2 separate regions of the Homo sapiens genome follow, and region 1 is linked to region 2. Evidence: read pairs that join two places in POLR2A ChIA-PET (ENCODE). Cell type or tissue: endothelial cell of umbilical vein. All regions are shown on one strand.

Region 1 (2,500 bases), 190 kb after region 2:
CACTTTGGGAGGCCGAGGCAGGCAGATCACCTGAGGTCAGGAGTTCGAGATCAGCCTGGTCAACATGGCAAAACCCTGTCTCTACTAAAAATACAAAAATTGGCTGGGCATGGTGGCAGGCGCCTGTAGACCCCAGCTACTCAGGAGGCTGGGGCAGGACTGCTTGAAATCCAGGAAGCGGAGGTTGCAGTGAGTTGAGATCATGCCACTGTACTCTAGCCTGGGTGACAGTGCAAGACTCCATCTCAAATAATAGAAATAAAAAAAATAAAATAAACAAAATTTACAGAAAATACAAGGGACAAAAGAACATATTACATGAAACCACTGGGATCTCATCAACACAATCTAGATTCTGAGAAGTATCATAGGGCAAAGACCTGGCTTCTTCAACAAACCAATTGTATGGGAATAACCACAATAAAAAGATAGAGGAAAACTTATAGATTAAAAGAAAAAAGTATCGATTACCTAAACCCAATGTAATATTTACAGACCTTATTTGGATCCTAATTCACAAAAATTGTAAAAACAATACAAAAACTATAATCAGGGAAATGTGAACACTTGATATTGATGATATTAAGGAATGCGTGTTACTTTTTTTAGTGTATAATATTGGGATTGTTTTAATCTTTATATTTTAGAAACACATAATGAAATATTACAACACTTACAGTCCTTCTTTTACTAGTGTCTTCCCTAATACATTTTTCGTGATGTTACTCAGCAGGCTATAGTCCCATAGTAGCTGCATAACAAATAATTAAAAGAGGTACACCAGCCTGGACAACAGGGCGAAACCCCATTTCTACAAAAAATACAAAAAAAATTAGCAGGGCATGGTGGTGCACACCTGTAGTCCCAGCTACTCGGGAGGCTGAGTTATGAAAATTGCTTGAGCCTGGGAAGCAGAGGTTGCAGTGAGCCAAGATCACATCACTGCACTCCAGCCTGGATGACAGAGTGAGACCCTGTCTCAAAAAAAAAAAAAAAAAAAAAAAAGGAGCTACAAAGTGATGCAGAGATTGAAAGGAAGTAGATCACAACTGGAGTGGGGTGAAGAATTAACCAAAACTTCAAGAAGGCAATGAAACGTAAATCAGGCCTTTAAAAACGGTGAAATTTTAACAGGTAAGAAACAAGTTAGAAGAAATAATATTCCAATTGGAAGAAATGGAAGCAACTGCAAAAAGGTAAGAAGGTGTGTCTCTACAGAGTATTGGCTGGTACTCATCTCTCCATAAAACTGTCCCTTCCCTAATGATGACATGAAAAGGAAAAGTCATAACCCACTAGGCAACTCCAAACTGACAAAATCCTGGGAGAGCTATTAGGCCCAAAGCAACTCCAGGCAGCCCTGTCCCCGAACAGATCTCTGGGTAATCAAACCATACTGGCTTTCCAGTGCAGTCTATTCATGTCAGTCCCTGATTCCTCCTACCCAACAACCTTGGGAAAAGAATACATGAAGTTCTTTTACCTGTCCTAGGAAATGATTATTGAAGTAATTAGTTTAAAACAGTATCCACTAATAAGCTACGTTTCCTTGCCTAAAAGCCACCAACACAGTTCATTAAGAACTCCAAGAGAGAAAAAGTTACATAAAATGCCTTCTGTCAGAACATTCCTCAGGTTACAGATTTTTTTTTTTTTTTTTGAGATAGAGTCTTGCTGTGTTGCCAGGCTGGAGTGCAGTGGTGCGATCTCAGCTCACTGCAACCTCCGCCTCCCAGGTTCAAGCGATTCTCCTGCCTCAGCCTCCCAAGTAGCTGGGACTACAGGCGCCACCATGCCCAGCTAATTTTTGTATTTTTAGTAAAGACGGGGTTTCACCATATTGTCCAGGATTGTCTTGATCTCTCGACCTCGTGATCCGCCCACCTTGGCCTCCCAAAGTGCTGGGATTACAGGCATGAGCCACCGGGCCCGGCAAGGTTACAGATTTTTTTAAATAAAGAATAGCTGATAAAGCAGGTAGCTAAGATTTTTTTTCTTCAAAAATAGAATAGGTAGTTCTAGTATTAAAATGTTTTGGAATACTCTGGAATTGAATTTGGAGGTTCTAATATTTTCTGTGCCCCAGTATCGTTAAAACTTTCAAGATATGATACCAGCGAAAATGAACATCAAGACAAACAGGAATGCAGATGATGTGCCAAAACTCAGTAACTGGAACATATATTACTGCCCTCTTCCGTGTACTAGAGTATCACTTCAAATAACCAAGAAGGGTATGTATAGGGAGTTAACAACAAGTAGGAGTGCTTTTCTTTTTTTTTTTTTTTTTTTTTTTTTGAGACGGAGTCTCGCTCTGTTGCCCAGGCTGGAGTGCAGTGGTGCGATCTCGACTCACTGCAAGCTCCGCCTCCTGGGTTCACGCCATTCTGCTGCCTCAGCCTCCCAAGTAGCTGGGACTACAGGCGCCTGCCACCACACCCAGCTAATTTTTTGTATTCTTTTAGTAGAGACGTGTTAGCCAGGATGGTCTCGATCTCCT
Region 2 (2,500 bases):
CTAAGGACAGCCCAGGAGATAGGGCCAGTGGCAGCCCTTGTGCAGATGTGGATACAGGCTCGGGGTCAGGAACCGACAGGGGGCCCTGACTCCTGCCCCACAGAAGCATCTCCTCAGCACCTGAGCAGCTGACCTGTGCCACAGCCCACTGCCTTGGCCTGAACCCCTCTGGCCATCCTTCCCTCCCAACCAGAGAACCTTGGCACTCAAACCCAACCTTCTGCACAACTGATGTCTACCTCCCCACAGCAGCCTTGCATCAACGACTCCCAAGTGTGGGTGCTGGCAACCTAGACCCCACATGGCCCCTCTGGGCAGTTGTACCATCCCCTCAAACAAGTCAGGGCTACCCCTAAACCTGCTTTCTCCCATGACTCTCTCTCAACGGAGCCTCTTTTCTTATAGCTGACCCTTTCTCCCCATCACCTAGCCCCAAAGCATCATGTCCCAATCTCCCCACTCAAGCCCAGATCTCCTTAGGGCTGCAAACATAATTGGACAAGGAGGTCCCAAAGGCAGTTTCCTCTCATTGGTGCCCACATAAAAGTAGTTAATGAAGCCTAGGAGGTGCTGGGTCAGGTCCAAAGCCCTTAGCATGGTGTTCCAGGCCTTCCTCACTGGCCTGGTTCCAGCCCAGCTGGTAACTCTGAGCTCTCTTTTCAAACTCTGCCCCTCCCCTCGGCTCTACAGCTACTCTACTTTTCCCTTGGCACCCACTCTCACCTGGCCCCCAAGCACTTACGTTCCAGACCCCTCACTTGGCAGTTATCCTGTTTCCTAGTACTACTGGTTATCCTTTTTTAATGCATCTTGATTCTCCACCTATTCTATAAGCTTCTAGATGTCGGCTGCAGGTTGGGGAGGTCAGGTTTTCTGTTCTTCCTTCCCTCCCATTACTATGCCCAACATGCTGGACAATGCTACCATTTATAAGTTACTGAACACAGCCTCCAACTGCTACGGCATCAGAGCACCTGCCCACCTTACACAGGGCTTCATTATTTAGTCTCTGTTCCACCTCCTTGTGTCGGCTTGAGGATCAAATGGAGGACACAGTCGGTCTAGAGCTTTTTTCTTTTCAGGCAAGACTGAAAATCTCCAAAATTTAAGGCGTGCTGTGCTTGCAGAGAAGGCTATGTGTTTATTCATCCTCTTCTTCCAAGGGGTGACACAATCAGGATGCAATCCAACATCCTGTAGTCTGCCGCCAAACCCCACCAAGTCAGCTGTGTCTGGAAACCACACACACACACACACACACACACACACACACACACACACACGCAGCCGCAGAGCACTTACTGAGAAGCAGAGGCCATTCCATTCCTGTTTTCCCCCACTTTCTTACAGTTCTAGGCCCCAGAGGCTAAGTGTAGCACTGGGGGTTCTTGGGGTGGGTCTCACATAAACCACCTATCCACACACAGCAACTGCAGAGTGGCCTCCTCTCACACAGCTTGGCTCTCTCTGTGGAAGTGTGGGGTACAGGGAGGTCATCATCCCTAAGTTGTTACCCAGGCTACACTCTGTTATCGCAGGGGCCACACATCTGGGGCAATACCTGTTTAGGAGCCCCGGGGACCAGTCAGGGGTATGAGTCTATGGAGCATGCATGCACACACACACGTACACACACAGAATGGCCACTGGCCCTGATGGAGGCAGTGTTGTTACCTGGTCCCAGGAGACTGATCTGACCTCCAGGCTTTACCGAGGGGTAACTCTCACTAATGCCAACTCCCTGATCATAGATTTGGCATCGACATGTGATCTAAGTTGCATTGCTCACTCCAGGGTGCCTGCTCCAGGCATCTCTACCAACCTGAGTGGGGTTACAACCTAGGAGGAACCAGCAGCCCCTGAAGGACCTCCTGCACATCTCAGCTACCATGACTCAGAAATAAAGTCAGGTGACCCAGTGGCTACCAGCCCTGCAATTTGGTGGGTGAGACCACAGCTCCAACTCCCAGGGTGGGAGCCCATCAGCGTGATGCCATGATCGGTGCAAGTACAGGCAAGTGACGCAGGTTGAGCCTTTATGACCATCTTGAGACCATTAGGGGAGCTAGCCTAAGGCTGCAGTCTACTCACAGGATGGCAGAGCCAAGAAAATCACAGAGAAAAGAGGGAGCCAGAGTCTGCCCTATCTCTGGGCTTTTCCCCTTCCCCCTGGCCATATCCTCTTTATTGCTGAGGCTAGTTGAGTGGTATTATCTATTACTTGCAACTGAAACATCTTCGGTGCCATAGGATCCAAAGTAAAACTCTTTGGATGCAGAGGAACAGGGAGAAAGCGAGGAGAGCCAGGAAAGGAGGGACAGTGTGGAAGGTAAAACATCTCAGTATTCACAACCAAAGGAAGGAAGGGACGTCTGGGATGATACCAACACCTCACTGAGGACCACCATGTGTGAACTAAGCCAAGTGATTTACACCCAGGCTCTCACTTGGTCCTTCCTCACTGTGGATGACAGACTCCATGATTATCCCCATTTTACAG

The links. Peaks named below come from ENCODE experiments on the same cell type or tissue, not always from the same donor. Only the 100,000 strongest peaks of a DNase experiment are listed, where the experiment ranks them.
Region 1: POLR2A ChIA-PET joins it to region 2 with 8 read pairs; 3 of 35 experiments call an interaction of 5 or more read pairs at or near these places.

Annotation. Positions count from the first base shown.
Region 1 is chr5:132,957,485-132,959,984 of GRCh38, forward strand. All of the region lies in intron 1 of AFF4 (ALF transcription elongation factor 4), which reads right to left. Among named protein-coding and RNA genes, the nearest start is that of AFF4, 4.9 kb to the right of the region's middle. In endothelial cell of umbilical vein, no CTCF peak of the experiment used is centred here; no DNase peak of the experiment used is centred here.
Region 2 is chr5:132,766,704-132,769,203 of GRCh38, forward strand. All of the region lies in intron 1 of SEPTIN8 (septin 8), which reads right to left. Among named protein-coding and RNA genes, the nearest start is that of SEPTIN8, 9.3 kb to the right of the region's middle. In endothelial cell of umbilical vein, no CTCF peak of the experiment used is centred here; a DNase peak (open chromatin) is centred at 1,188.